2 separate regions of the Mus musculus genome follow, and region 2 is linked to region 1. A link is a loop called in an ENCODE intact Hi-C map of the cell type or tissue named here. Cell type or tissue: heart. All regions are shown on one strand. Each heading gives the region's core, and the rest is flanking DNA. Links, peaks and the distances in the headings are about the cores only.

What was found. A loop is a pair of places that touch in the nucleus more often than their neighbours do. Peaks named below come from ENCODE experiments on the same cell type or tissue, not always from the same donor. Only the 100,000 strongest peaks of a DNase experiment are listed, where the experiment ranks them.
Region 2: a loop joins it to region 1, with 2.2 times the contacts of the local background. A loop is called at or near these places in 5 of 42 quality-filtered maps.

What each region holds. Positions count from the first base shown.
Region 1 is chr11:76,256,965-76,264,773 of GRCm38, reverse strand. Nxn (nucleoredoxin) reads left to right here. Exons shown (of 8, transcript NM_008750.5): 6 at 1,587-1,766; 7 at 3,108-3,232; 8 at 6,027-7,548. The coding sequence ends at 6,209. Among named protein-coding and RNA genes, the nearest start is that of Mrm3, 17 kb to the right of the region's middle. In heart, for the core only: no CTCF peak of the experiment used is centred there; a DNase peak (open chromatin) is centred at 3,358; H3K27ac peaks cover 788 bases.
Region 2 is chr11:76,310,184-76,317,992 of GRCm38, reverse strand. All of the region lies in intron 1 of Nxn (nucleoredoxin), which reads left to right. Among named protein-coding and RNA genes, the nearest start is that of Mrm3, 70 kb to the right of the region's middle. In heart, for the core only: a CTCF peak has its summit at 3,080 (motif pointing left); a DNase peak (open chromatin) is centred at 3,662.

The sequences.
Region 1 (7,809 bases), core at 2,160-4,659:
TATTCCTCATGGAAACGGAGGAACTAGACTCCCTGGCTGGCAGACTTGCAGTCATCTCCCAGAACTCTGTGCCTGTCTGTCCGTCTTTCCTGCATCCCCATTTAGTCCAGGCTAACAACAGGCCCCCTTGCTGTGTGTAATCATAGCAGTGGCCAGGCTCAGTTTACCCAGTACTCAGGATTGCCCAATTTCAGAAGCACTGGTTCAGATTAAAGGACTGTGCCAATGCTTTTTAGAGATGGGGATGTGGCAGTGTGGATCACCCGTGTGTCCCAAGCTGCCCCATGTGGCCTCTAGCCGAAGGCTTCCTTCAGGCTCTGACATAAGTCCTGTGTGTGGAGACACAGCCAACATGGGTTCAGGCCTCTGGGGGAGAGGCAGCCGTTAGGATAGCTTTCCAGGTCTCCTTCTCCTGTTTAAGACTGAGCTCACCAATTTTTTTTTTCTTCTTCGAGACAGGGTTTCTCTGTGCAGTCCTGGCTGTCCTGGAACTCACTCTGTAGACCAGGCTGGCCTCGAACTCAGAAATCTGCCTGCCTCTGCCTCCCAAGTTTTGGGATTACAGGCATGCGCCACCATTGCCCAGCAAGACTGAGCTCATCTTAAAAAAAAAAAAAAAAAAGTCCTTGGGAGTCAGGGCCACGGGAGCTGGGTCCTCTCCACCTATTCTCTGACACACCTATCCAGCTACTTCTAATAAATGTGAACAAAATGGATTCATTTATTCCTTTTGAAGATAGGCCCACCACTGTGTGCCCACTGGGCCCACCGTCGCAGCAGGTTACAAAGCACCAGGGTCACACTTCTGGTACCTCACTATACCCCCCATGGAGATGTAAAATGTCAGTGGAACAAATTACTGACCAAATACTTCAGAACATATAAATATTAAATTTCTCTGGCTTTCATATAAAATCCAGGCTCTGGTCTGCTCCCAAGAGGGGGTACCTGGAGAGCTCTACTGGGGAGGGGACCAGCTACCAGTGGAGAGACAAGTGTCCCCAAAGGTCAGGGCAGAGGCTGACTCTGTGTGAGTGGCAGCTCTGGCCAGAAGAGAAGCAGTGGGGAGTGGGATACAAAGAGCAAGGAGGTGGGAAGCCCACATGCAGCTGTAAACCAGGCTGGGGTGCGCTTCCCCACCTCCACCCCCACCCCATGTTCACATGGGGATCTGTACTTAGAGTGCATGCGCTGCACACAGATGTGTGTGCACACCAGGATTGACCGACCCCAAGCCTCATGCACACTAAATGAGTGTTGGTATCTGTTGTTCTGATCTCTGAGTTTGTCACTCAGTTGCTGTTGATGGAGCTGGGATAGGGGGGAGGGGGGGCTCCAGCTCCTTCACAGTATCACCCCAGAGAACTCCAAGACACCGACTCCCTCAGCTTTCCTTGGAGCGACTCCACACAGACCCGGAGCGGTTCTGTCGCTGGTCAGCAACTGGGCTTACTTTTAGCCCAGGGCTTCCGGGACCAGACCTGGCTTGGATCCTTACTGTGAGAATGTGAATGTCCCTGATCTGGAAGGCAGGCTCCACCCTGTCTCAGGACAATGGCCAGCTAAGCGTCGTGACTCTCTTGCAGGCATCCCCACGCTCATCGTGCTGGACCCGCAGGGGGAGGTGATCACTCGGCAGGGTCGGGTGGAGGTGCTCAATGACGAGGACTGCAGGGAGTTCCCGTGGCACCCGAAGCCCGTGCTGGAGCTCTCTGACTCCAACGCTGTGCAGCTCAACGAGGGCCCCTGCCTCGTCCTTTTTGTAGGTATGGAGCTGGAGGGAAAGTGGAAGGCAGGTCAGAATGGACCTCTCATGGGAGGCAGATAGTATCCCCTGCCCCCAGCCACTCTCTACCATTAACAGTGTTGATCTGGGGTCTTTGTCTCCCTAGCAGCCTTGCTTTTGACCCCAATGATTTATTCATGGCTATCCCCCTGCAGGCGGTGGTCTGGAGCAGCTACTGCTCCTGCTGCCAGCTGGGCAACAGGTCAGGCAGGAAGATGGCCCCAGCCCCCCATGAACAGACCCTTTGTTGGGAAGGGAGATGGGGAGGGTGTTGCTTGCATAGCAGCTGTAGGGGGTGGGGCCCCCTCGGGCTAAGGCTCATCCAGGCCTGCTGCCACTTTCCTATGCTCTAATGAGCAATTCCGGGGAGCCACTAGAGCTGGCCCGGCTCTACCAGGTGGAACCCCGCTCCTTCACCCTCAGAAGCTATGTCTCGTGGCTAAGTAGAAAGATAGGAAAGTATCCCTGCAGACTGTGGCATGACTCAGGATGCTTTCACCACCCATGGCCAAGGAGGCCTGGGGAGTACCCTCAGCACCTTGCTACATTCTCTGGGGTCTGGTTTCGGGACCCTAGCATCAGAGCTGATAAGCAGACTGGGCCAGTCTTAGGTAGGAAGGCCTGTCACAGAGAAGCAGTCTTGAATTTTTTTTTCCTGTGGGGTTGTCTTGCCTGTTGCAGGTCCTCACACCCACATCCTGGGCCCTGTTTGGAAAGAGCTCTGAACCTGGGGACAATTCGGGACATTTTGGCTTTCTCCAGAAATGTGGAAACCAAGTCCCTGAGAAGCAGGACAAGTTGGATAGTAAATTAGATGAAGGTGTCCCCAGAGATCGTGTCTGGTCACCATGAGCCTCTTGGGCAGTATGACACCTGTGGGTAGACTCCTGTATCCTCTGTGTGCCTCGTGAGGATGCTATGCTGACTCCCACCACAGGCTTCAGCAGCCTCAGCCTCATGTGGCCATTCCTCATGTTCTCCTGCAGGTCGTCCCAAGCAGGTCTGCCTACCAGGTAGCTTTGGAGCAGGTGTGGAGTCCCATCACCACCAGAGCTGCAGAGGGGACCACAGTCCTCGGCTCTGTGACTGGGAGAACACTCCTAGGGGCTCAGGTGTAGGCATGGGAGCAGCAACCTATACAAACCCTGTATAGGTTTGTGAAGAACCTCATGGCAGGCGCTGCATGCTGGTGGGTAGGGTTCGAACTGCTCACTGAGCTGTTTGTGTCTAGTGAGCCCAGTGTGTCTCAGGCCCATCTCTGGTCACTGAGATTTGACAATTTAGAGTTGCTTGTCCTTCTTTTTCTGTTCCCCTGTCACAGACTCTGAGGACGACGGAGAGTCCGAGGCAGCCAAACAGCTGATCCAGCCAATAGCTGAGAAGATCATTGCCAAGTACAAAGCCAAAGAAGAGGAGGCGCCGCTGTTGTTCTTTGTGGCCGGGGAGGTGAGTGCGGAGGACAGGCCTGGCGTCCTGGGTACATGCAGGATATGAGTGATCTTGGCTTCTGGAGGTCTGAAGGGACCTCTGGGTCTGAGCTGATTGTGCCACACGCAGATGTAAGAGGAAAAGGTGTGCCCTTAGTCATCAGAAACCACTTCCTATCCCTGCTGTATCCCCCGCCCTTCCTTCTCACTCAGCAGCCCTCAGAACTTTAGGAAACCCTAGCGGATCTGTGTCGTCCCCCCACCCCCCGCACGGCTGAGAGCAGCACAGACATCCTTGCTCCCATCCGTGCTGCTGGATCAGAACCAGCCCCTGCTTTGCATAGATAGTACCAGCCTGGCTAATCCCACTGTGCCAGCCTGCAACACGGGCTTAGCCATCACAGGGATCCCGACTTAAAACACAGCTGAAGACACTTGGGGAGGTTGGAAATTGCTGCTGTCCCCCATCTGTTGCTCTCAAGGCCTAGTTCTTGAGCCCTCACTGTGCCAGACTGAGCAGGGGACATCCCCAGGGTCAGATGATGGCAGGTGCCCGGCCACCCTGAAAGCCTGGGAGGCTGCATCCTACAGGCACCTGCATTCTGCAAGATGGCCGTGATTGGCTGCGCAGGCGCTCTCCTGGCTCCTTCTGCACATGCTCATTGCCTCTCTACCCCACCCCAGCACCCCTCTGAGGCTCACATCAACAGACTCTATGAGGCCACCCTCCAGCTTTTCCTGCCCAGGTCAGAACCTCCAGTTGGTCAGAGCCTGTACACTGGATCCCAAGAGAAGGACAGGAAGACAAACAAGAGAGGCCAGACAGACACCCTAAGCCACCCATTCATCTCCTCAGTAACCACCCCTGGCTGCCCTGCTGGGCCCCTTGCAGGCAGCCCCAGTTGCCCTGCCCAGCTCTGGGGTGGAGGGGAACAAAGAGGGTTCACAGGCTCCTGCAGGGGAGAGTTGGGGGGGTCCCAGCCGCCCCACACAAAGCATAACAAGGCAGCTCTGCATGTATTAAACTCTAACCCCTGGAGAATAGCTCCTAAGAAAGATGGGTGCAGAAGAGAAAGGCCAGGCCGGGGGCAAGGCGGGGATTCAGGAGCACAGCTGAAAAGCCTTTGCAAGTTCTCTGTCCCCTAGGCGCCTTGCCAGGAACTTCACCTGCTGGTCTCCTTTGTTCTTCACCCTCTCACGGGGAACAATACTCATTATCCTGTTTCCTAGATGAGGGACATAGGCTTTAGCAGGGAGGAGGGCTGGGAGCACCGGGGGCTGGTTTCCTCTCTTAGCATCCTAGGTGTTAGGGATGGGATCTGGGCTCCACTGATGTCCCTTGCCAAGGCCACAAAGTAGGTAGCAGAGAAGGAACTGATGGGGTTACTGTGACTCCAGTGACAGGGCTCATCCTTTTCTGACAAATGGACCAGTTCATGCCTAGAAGGACAGACAGACTTGGGGCTGCTGCCCATGTGTCAGAAAGCTAGGCAGAGTCCCCCATGTCATCATCCATTGCTCCACTGAGATACCAGTCAGTCTTTGGCAACTGACTCGATCCAGCCCTCTGTTCTTCCGCTCAGAAGCAAGATAACCTGGCCTGGGGGAGAAGGGAAGGGAGACAGGGAGGTGGGACGTGGACATTGATTAACTGAGCTCCCATCAGTGTGGCCGAGGGCTGGGAGAGTTCTTTAATTCTTGTTGTCCTTTCCCAGTCCTGTCGCTTGGGACAAGCACTGGTTAATCTGAAAGCCTTTGAGAACATTAAAATTCATCTCTCTGGTTTGCTCAGGGGGAGGCACTGGAGCTCTTGGCTTGGTCCAGGCCTCCTGAAGGGATAATATGCACAGTGTTTGTCCAGGTGCTTCCCTCTGTTTATCGTGAAGGGTTCTATTAGCCCATGAGGAGGGCTGGACCTGGCGATCCATGCCCAGGATACAGAAGCATCCAGCCTTACGGGAGGCGTATGCTATGGTATGAGAAGGGAAGATGTCACTCAGAAACCCTCCTTAGTGTCTGGGAATGTAATAGATTTTGTCAGAGGAACCAGTGAGCTTAAGTTTCATGCTTCCTTCTCTCCACCCCTGTTTAAGGCCAGGAAGACCCCAAGCCCTTTCTCTGCTGGGCGAGCGACTCAAACCCTTTCATTAGATTTAGAGTGTTATATGTTGTACAGTGTGAAGTCCCATTTCCCACCAGGCTCTAAATGAGGTCTGTCTCATGAAAGGTCACCTCAAATAGTGGCTCCTCCATAAGAGTTTTTCCTTGTCTTTGGCCCTGTTTGCTTGTTTGGATGAGGGGTGTTTGAGCAGAGGGAACTCACCGGCCCAGTAGCAGGGATTACATGGCAAGGCACCAGCTTCTTAGACCAACACAGTGGAGTAGCGCCCAGGCTGGCTGTACTCCTCCTGCCTTCACTTCACACAGGGCATGGGAGACAGTAAGCTGTTGTTGAAAAAGATTCCAGAGTTGAATTCCTGACTTAGCCTCAGATAATCCACAGTGGGGCTGCAAAGAATTGAGAGCTGGTTGCAAAACCTAGCGATTAGGACTTAAAATTGTACCCTTTTTTTAAAAGGCAGAGGGCATGTTAAAGTCACTTTCATGCTCATGAAGAAACCTGGGCTGTGGGATGCAGGGGAATTGTTCATCCTTCTCCCTAAGGGAAGGTAGGGTCCTTATCCTCCCGATAGAAGCCCCCCCCCCCCCCCAGTGTGCTGACACTGTCCCTGTGCCATACACTCTAAGGACTGGACTCAGGAGACTCTCTTGTTAAAATGTACTGGTTTTCTTGCCCTTCTGGTGACTTCCAGGATGACATGACTGACTCCCTGAGAGATTACACCAACCTGCCTGAGGCGGCGCCTCTGCTCACCATTCTGGACATGTCAGCCCGGGCCAAGTACGTGATGGATGTAGAAGAGATCACCCCAGCCATTGTGGAGACTTTTGTGAATGACTTCCTAGCAGAAAAACTCAAGCCTGAGCCCATCTAGTGGGCTCCGGCCTCTGGAGACAGTATTTAAGACACAGTCTTCTCCCCTTCCTCCCCTCTGCCCTTGGACTTTTCCAGCGTGTCCTGAATCACACAATCCAAGTGTCCAACCTCTGTGGTGCCTTGTTTCTACATTAGCAACTCAGCTAGCACCCATGGGTGTGCATCCTCACAGTGGCAGCAGGTCCCACGGTGTTTGGAGATGGCTTGGGGATCCGTGAGGATGGCATGACCAGCTAGCCCCGAGACTGCCACCTCTCCTGGCTCATGATGGAGGACCTTCCCGGGTCTTCTGCAGAGTGAGCAAGCAAGGACCGTGGATTGAGGCCCTGACTCTGACTCTGGGATCAGTATACACACCCCAAGCCAGAGGGAACTCTCCTGTGACATCTGTACCCGTGGGAGTTACAGAGGAAGGGTCATGACCTCAGTGGCCATCAGCTGAGAGCTGTCGGCGAATTTGCTTTGTAAGGACGTGATCTTTCTTGGTCTGAGGGAAAACCAGCGCATCAGTGGGTTCTTGGGCAGGGGACTTCCATATCTCTAAGGAACCTTGTGGGTGTTTGTTTTGGTGGGAAAATGAATAGCCGAGCTAACAGTTCATAGAACGCTTACTGTGTGCTTAGTTTCTTCATCTCCCCATTTTCCTCCTGTACTCTTGGCCATCCCCAGGTTTCTGCTCATACAAAAACCTCCCGAAATCTTGGGATTTCAGAAATGGATTTCCCCCTTAGCCATCTTCCCAAGATTCAGCCCTGAGTTCCCAGAGAAGTGTTGCCCAGCTACCCGGGCTTCTCTGTGGGCTGCTTCTCTGCCACAATCACCTGCAGCCCCTTTCATGGTCCGTTTTCTTTTCAAACTGGATCCAAAAAGAGACGAGGGTTTTCTTTCCTCTAGGAACCTGCAAAGGTAACTGTGCTCTAGAAAGCAGTGAGGGCACTGGGCATGCCAACTGCAGTCACCCTGACTTCCTCTGCTCTGCCCAGGCAGCTGAACTGACCACAACAGTGGAAACATCAGCCATGTTCTTAGGGTCTGTGCTTTGGCCTAGGGATTTCCAGGACTTTAGTCTGTCACAGTCTGGTGTCAGGGACTTCAAAGCATCTGGGCCTCACCCTCAGCTCAACCCAACACTTTACCAGCCCAAACCATTTATTTTGGAAAACGCAGTTGTCCTCCCCCAACAAGCTATTGACACTGCTGTTCCTTGCTGAATTGGATTGTTGGCTTGTAATTCAGAGGTACAAAATTAGTTGGTAATTACACTATCAGATGTTGCCAGCCTGAAGTGCAATCACCTAGAAAGAAATAAAGCAGATAAAGCAGGCCTCTCTGACCTCACCCTTCGCTTGGGCCTTCCTGCCCTCAGTGATGAGTCCTTTTCCCTTTAGTGCTTTCTTTGGGATGGGGCGAATGTTCTAGAGCCCGCAAGAATCTAACGAACCGAGACTGGGAACAGAGTTTGGTTGTAGGGTACACAAGGCCTTGAGTTCAGCACACACACACAGGGGTGGGGGGAGAAGAGAGAGAGAGCACATGGCTGTCTGTTTCTCTTGGTTTTCAGAAGGCAGGAAGCTCACCGGAGCTTTGGTTCTCAGACT
Region 2 (7,809 bases), core at 1,746-4,245, 54 kb before region 1:
ACATTGAACAGAGTGCTGCTGTAGGCTAATGATTTAGGCAGGAGACAACTAGAAACCTGGTCACTACTCTGCAGAGCAAGAATTGCTATTAAATGAGCTGACACATGTCATGTGCTTGTACCCAGAGCCTGACCCTGTCACAAAAAGCCATCAGTTAAGTGTGTGAGCCCTACCAAGTGAAGCAGAGGGAGGGAGGCAGAGGACACCTAGGAGAGGGACTTCTAAAAACAGGTCACTCTGATCCAAGTCCTGAGGAAGGTTACAAGTTGGGTAGGCATGTTTATGAGGGTGAGGGGAGAATAGTAGGGGGAGGGTGGTTGGTGGGTGCTATAGACAGCTTGAGAGCTTTAACAGAGCTGCTTGCTGCAGAAAGGGAAGGCACCACTGTTGAGCATCTGGCTGAGGAGTTTGGTCATTATCCTCGAAGTGATGGGGAACAACACCAGGACCTTATCCGGGAGGCAGTGCTGTGGAGAACAGATGGTCAGGAGGTAGGGACAGCAACTCAGGTCCAGACTGAGCTGGAGGCAAAGAGTGGATTCAGGAGCTGTCTATGGGATTGCAGATGTGAGGAAGAGGGCAGTAGAAGGAATCCTAATTTTCTGGCTTGGGAAACTGGGTGGAGCACATTTGGTATCATTCACTGAGACAAAGAACAATAGTGAAAAAAGACAGGGAAGGAGGTAGCATCCCCCATGAAAAGAACGCCCAGAAGATAGGCACCGTACATAGGCTCTGGAATTCTTTGTTACTTACATTCTTAGAGGAACAAATGGTTTTGTTGCTTGTTTGCTTGTTTGTTTGTTTGTTTGTTTGTTTAGATTATATTAAAGGCAGGTTTATTGGGAAGCTATTCTCAGGCGAGTTCACTGGCCCTAAGGATTGAGGCCAAGGAAGTCACAGTGGGGAGAGAGGCAGAGGGGAAAGAGAAATCGAGAGAGTGTGTATGTGTGCCTGCAGAGAAAGACGAGGAGAAGAGTTATTGGGTTTTGAGACAGGGTCTTATGATGTAACACTGGCTGGTCTGGAACAGGCTATGGAGACCATGCTGGCTTTGAACTTACAGAGGTCCACCCGCCTCTGCCTCTCCAGTGCTGGAATTAGAGGTCTACTTCACCATGCTTTGCAAAATCATAGCTCTTTTTTTGTTTGTTTGTTTGTTTGTTTGGTTTTGTTTTTTTTGTTTTGTTTTGTTTTGTTTTGTTTTTTGGTTTTTTGAGACAGGGTTTCTCTTTATAGCTCTGGCTGTCCTGGAGCTCACTTTGTAGACCAGGCTGGCCTCGAACTCAGAAATCCACCTGCCTCTGCCTCCCGAGTGCTGGGACTAAAGGCATGCGCCACCACGCCCAGCAAATCATAGCTCTTGAGTATGTTCATTGTGTTTGGACAACTGGTATACCTACAGGAATAGCCTCCTAAACAAGATACTAAATATTCCAGATCTCTGCTAAATCCCTTCATGTTTCTTTCCAGTTACCTAAAAGACTTGCTTTGAATCTCTTTTTATAGCTTGTGACCACCTAGAGATAAAACAGCCATTCATTACCTTGCCTGTCTGCTCTTTGTCCTAACTCCTGACCCCCATGTGCACTCAGTAAGCTCAGCTCCCTGGCATCTGCAGGACAGAGAGGAAGGAGAGCTCTGAGCCAGCAGAGCTTGGTCTAGGCAGTCTTTGGAGTTTAAGTCTAGGCTGTGAGGTTCATAGATAAGAACTTCATTTTGATAGTCTGTTTCAGCCACACTTGCTTTTGATTTGAAAGTACCTGCCCTTCACAGTCAGCTTATCTATCGTTTGCCTACTCTGTCTCTTCCTCTTCCTCCTCTTCTTCTTCCTCTTCCTCTTCTTCCTCCTTCTTTTCTTTCTTCTTGGGAAATGGTCTTGCCATATAGTCCCGGCTACCCTGAGACCTACTCCCCTTATGCCTCAGCCTCTCCAGTGCTGAGATTATAGGCTTGTGTGGCCACGCTTGCCACAGTCAGCCTTGACCGTTGGGCCCAAATGATAGTCTGCTCTAAACCCTTGGAATGACAAATGCCAAGCTCTGCCCCTTCATGACGCAGACAACTGCTCTTCCTTTCCCTTTCTGATTGCTTCCTTTGCCTTGAGTAGTTGTTGGGGTCAGGGGAGGAGGTGTCTGTCAACTTGGGGTCACTCCTTAGAGTCTGTGTTTTCTTTTGGTGGCCTCTCTGAGTCTGATTAACCTTAATAAGAAAATAAATACTTACTTTTAATTTTCTTCCTGGCCTAGCTAAGCTAGACTCAAACTTTTTTTTTTTTTTAAACTCTCCCACATACGAATGGTAGATAACGCTGCCCTGTTGGGGAAATGAGTCGTTTCCAAGATTTTCTCTCAAGGAAAAGTATAACTCATTAGTTTACTAAGAAAGGCTTAAGGGGCCACAGCGAAGTAATTAAGATCCTATTCTTCCTTCAATGCGTTCCTAATCAGAGCCCGGTCATGAACCTCAGCTTCAAAGTTCAAAGGTACACAGTTCAAAGTCACTTCTATCATTTTATATTTGAGGATGTAGAGAAACCCTCTTCCCCAGAAAGAATGATACTCTCAAGGCACTAGGATGTGAGCTCCAAGGAAGCTGAAGACATTTCAGTGTTCCGTTACTAGAATCGCTTCTTGGTATTAGAGGTGTCGAAGAACATTTGGCTTTGTACACGAGGCCCTGGGTGCTACATGAGCACTGGTGTGTAGGGGGATCACTTGAATAAAACCCACTATGATCTCACTGGTTTTTATTTATTGGATTAAGAAAGAAAATCCTTCAGAGAAACCTCACCCTTGAACTTGGTACTTGTGGAACTATGCTTGGAACGAAAGTAGAGTTCCTCCTTAACCAAACCGAGCATAACTCCTAAGTTCTTTCGTCAGCATTGGGGGCTCTCAGTGTCTCTGTTCAGCTCATTCCTCTTGGCTCAACACAGTTCCTCCCTGCCGTGGGGACTGTGGTTGGATTCCATACCTGTGAGAAGTTTCTAGAGACTTTTGGCTTGGACCAGCCCTGGCTTAGCCAGGTTCTTTCTTTGAATCATTCTTTTTGCTGACCCCTGCTGGTTGGCAGGAAGAGGCACCTATAGAGACAGTCCCTACTGACGGACTCTAACCAGGAACCAAAGTTCAGCCCACTTCAGCCAAATTTAGGTGAGGATTTTATGTTGGGCATCCCTGACATTAGTGAACAAGTAGTGTCTTTGTCTGTTCACAGAGGAATCTCAAGTGTTTTGAGTCAGTGACTAAAATCATTCCCACCAGTTTTCCCCTCAAGACACTTTGCTTGCTTCTTCCCTCCTTCCCTCTTCTCTCCTTTCCTCCCTTCCTCCTTCTACACATTCAAAATATATGAGGTCTTGACCAGTGGACTGGTTAACCTCTATTTTTATGCATATGGTTATTTCTGCTTGCCTGTGTGTCTGTGCACCATGTGTTTGCAGTGCCCACGGACGTCAGAAGAGCACATTAGATCTTGTGGGGCTGGAGTTACAGATGGTTGTGAGCTGCCATGTGGATGCTGGGAATCTAACCCTGGCCCTGGAAGAGTGGCCAGTGCTCTTATCTTCTGAGCCGTCTCTCCAGCCCCTGATTGATACTTGTAGCTGTGTCGCACTGATGCATTTAGCAGAGCCACAAACTGTACTGTTTCTCAACTCGTTTCCTCCCATTCTCTGAACATAACTAGGTCAGGGCACAGGTCGTTCAGTAGTCCCTTAATGAACCTACCAACCTCCGCTCCCACCCCTCTACATTGTTCCCAAATGACCTTTCTCTAGTACTGTTGCTTGACACCTCTTTCACTGTGGTGGGCTTAAAGAGCAACCCCTTGGTGTGGACTTAAGTTTCCCACCAAGCAAGCCTTCCTGGCTCTCCTGCTCTCACCTTTGCACCCTATACCCCGCCGTACTGATCCGCTCCAGGGTTCCGCAAGCATGCCACCCACTCTCACCCTGTGCAGATGGCAGTGCCATGAGGTTCTGTTGTAGTCAGTCATCCTTCAGATGTCCCTTCTCTGTGAGACCTTCCTTCCACTGTGCAGTTGTCGCTTGGCTGCCAGATGCGCCATGGCATCCATCACTGAAATTGTTATTAGTTTTGATTTTTGTTTTGTGTTGTTGCTGTTGTTGGAAACAGGGCATCAGTGTGTCACCCAGGCTAGCCGCAAACTCATAATCCTCTGGCCTCTGCCTCTTGAATGCTGGGGCTAAAGGTGCCCACTTTGCCCAGATTTCTTAGGTTTTTTTTTTACTTCTCTAAAAACAAAACCAAAAAACTTAAAACCTAAGTTTTTGCCAGACACAGTGGTGTATATCTTTAATCTCAGCATTTGGAAGGCAGAGATAGGTGGATCTCTGTGAGTTCAAGGCTAGTTTGGTCTATAGGTAAGGTCTAGGACAGCCAGGGCTACAGAGTAAAGCCCTATCTCAAAAAACAAAACAAAACAAGAAACAAGAAATATTTATTTATTTATTTAGTGTGTGTGTTGTATGTGCACACACACATGCCACAGTACATGTGTGGAGGTGAGAGGACAACTTACAGGTGTCAGTTCTTTCTTCCAATCATTCCAGTCCCAGGGTTAGAACTCAGGTAGTCAGATTTAGCAGCAAGCACCTTTACCTGCTGAGTCTGCCCCCTGGTTCAGTTTTTGTCACTTCTGTCTTCTACTCCAGACAGTATCCCCAGGCACTGGTTCAAGTTTTCTAGTGTAGGTCTAACCTTGTTTTCAGTAGTTTCTATCACAATGCAACAAGTTAGAGTCGTGATGGTAGATCATACGGCTCCTGCCTTATCACCTCCCACAGCTCCCCTGCCCTCTCTGACAGCATCCAGGACTTTTCTACAGTCCTCAAAAGTTTATAGTTCTCCCAGTGCGTGGAGGCTTCCTGCCCCTTGCTCAGACTTGGATACCTTCCCCTTCTCTTTCCTACCTCCCAATCAAATCCAGCTCATTCTTGCAGAAGCAGATCAGATGTTGTGGCTTCCTTCTTGCTTGCCCTGACTTGCAAGGAGTTTAAATAATGAAAATATCTGGTGCCTCTGCAGCATGACTCATAAGCCCCAGACGTTGTTCTCGGCATTTTGGGTGTATTAACTGATATCTCTTGCATTATTACAGCATTATGATGCTTACATTCTCCCAAGTCCTAACGGTTTAAGTACACATCCTTCCAAACAGGCTTCAGAAGGACGAGCCCCGTGTATTAGTTGTTTTATGACCCCAGCCTTTAGCACAGGGTTTCTCATGTAGAAGGAAGCCAGAAATGATTGGTAAAGCTATTTTGTAATACAGACCCTGGTCACCTTGTCCTTGTTTAGCACAAAAAGAAGTGTTTTTGATTATGCAGAATGTGCAGTGGGCTGGAGTTATCCCGTACAAATGAGGAACACAGGCATAATCAGTGGGTGAGCTAGACGGAGGTGCTGTTGGAGGCCAAGCCAGTGAAATCAGTTCCTGGGCCTCAGCTGTAACCGCAGAAGACACGGCTCTTATTCCCTACACCCAAGTACCTTTTCCACGGAAGGAGAGGTGGGCATGAGATATGGTTAGAGAATGGGACACGCCATCTGTGAGCAGTGGCCAGAATAAAAGGTGCCCAAGAACCAAACCAAGGCTGGAATGAGGTCTGGAGGGTGGAGGGTGCTCGCCGGGCTGGGCGTCTCAGCATCTGCCCTGAGTCTGGCTGGCTGAACCCCTCAACTCCTGTCTGAAGTTACCCATCCCTGTGGAGACTGTTAACCCTGTGTTTGCCCATCGATGTTTAATTTCCTCCTGCTGTTTTCATGGCTTCACACGTACTGGCTGGCATTTAAAGCCTCCCCTTGAGTTCTGTGAACCATTGGAGCAAAATAGTTGACTGTGCCCCAGGAAGAGGGGTTTCTGGGAGTGCCATTTTACAGCCAGTCAGTCAGAGCACAGGTAAAACAGTGTGGGGTTCCCAGATGGCATGAAGGGGTCAGTCAGTCATACTCATTCCTGTCTCTCTGCCCTCTCTCATTGTTCAGTATCCTGTCCATGAGTGTTAGTCTGCATGGCTGAAAGGCTACACCTCAATACTGGAACTCTCCGCTGTGCCTGGTCTTCTGCTTGCAGCTGGTATTACTTCAGGCCTCCTTTGTTCTGTATTGGAACCACAGCTTGCAACTCTTTCACTCCCCCCGCCCCCCAGCACACATGGCATATAGAATTCCATGCATAACATACCTCTATGGGCATGAGCCTCACATTCCTCTCTCTCTCTCATACCCCCACTCCCAAATACCCCAGGAAATAGAGCAAACACTGACACAGATGCTTGGAGGCATGTTGCTCGGAAAGGCATTTATACAAGCCTGGGGTTAGGAAAGCTAGCCAGGCAGGGACGCAGTTCTGGATTGGCCATTGCAACATCAGCTTTCCCCAATTTAAGAAGCCTCCCCAGAGCAAGTGCCTGCATTAGGATTTGTCGGAAAGCCGAATGATCTACAGACTTCCCTTTAAGTGATGTTACTCACCCATCCTTTTCTCATCTCGACGCTCTAGTCGCTCCTGCCGGAGCTGCAGATGCCTGACAGGTGTGTACTCCTGCAGTGATGGTGGCATATGTGTGGCTGTGAAGATCGCTGTGCTAAAAAAATATGAAAGCACGCAGCCAGAGAATGCTGTTCTCCACACTGTTCCCTCTGAAGACTGTGGGGAGAGGAGTTTGCATCTATTCAGCCCTTCCCATCCCATGCTGCTCCTGCAGGATAATCATAATTAAAGGAGAAACTGGTGAAGCTGTCCATGTTTATCTTCAAAATCACACGGAAATTCAAAAGTGCTCTTGGAATCACTCATGCACACGGGACCAGCCCCTGGCTGAGCGGACTTCCCCGTTGTTTCCCTGGTCTATTCTTACTGTGCTGTCAGACTGGGATTAAGAAGTAATTGGGGGCAGAATGGACCAAAATTTCCAGAAGCTTAGAGATGTTTTTGAACCGCAGCACTGTTGACATTTTAAGCCAGATAATTTTTCACTGTGGATCCCACAGTAGTAGAATGTTGCCCAGCACCCCTAATTCGTGCCTACTGCATGCCAGTGACAGCCCTATCTCCAGTTGTGGCAACAAGAAATTGCCCCAGACATCATCAAATGTCCCCTGGAAAGCTGAGAACCAGTGGCTTAAAGTATGCACCATGCCTCCTCTCTCATCCTGGACGGCCTGTCGCCTGCCAGGGCCATTCACACAGTGCTTCAGAGCAGCAGATTGCCAATTTGTGTCTGAGATCAAAAGGTGAAACATGTGCTTCCAGAGGCACTGAGAGAGAGAGAGAGAGAGAGAGAGAGAGAGAGAGAGAGAGGACAGGAAGGACTCAGAAGTTCATTGCCCGTGGAATGTAAAAGTCTACAAAAATTAAAAAAAAAAAAGTTTGAACTCACTGGGTTGACAAGTTCTCTTCCTTTTCACCAATTGGCCCAAGTCATTTACAGAGTGGGGACCATCCCAAGGAGTGTCTCCTAGCAGTCTCAGGGGTTCTGCTGGGATCTGCACACGTCAGTAAGTCTTAGGGCGCTGTTCTAAAGAAAACCATTCAAATGCTGCGGAAGCAGACCCCTGAGAAGAAGGTACATGGACGTGAAGAGGAGCAAGGCCTTTTGCCAGAGTTCCTTGAACACATGTCCCATTGACAACTTGGGTACTAGAGGTTCCCACCAGCCTGTAACTGCTATGCGTTTGTGGCCCTCACTGCTGCTACTAAGCTGTATCAGGCAGCTCCCTGACCACAAGTACTCGGTGAGTACTTCTTGGGTCAGTGTAAGGAACCACAAGAGCAGCTGCC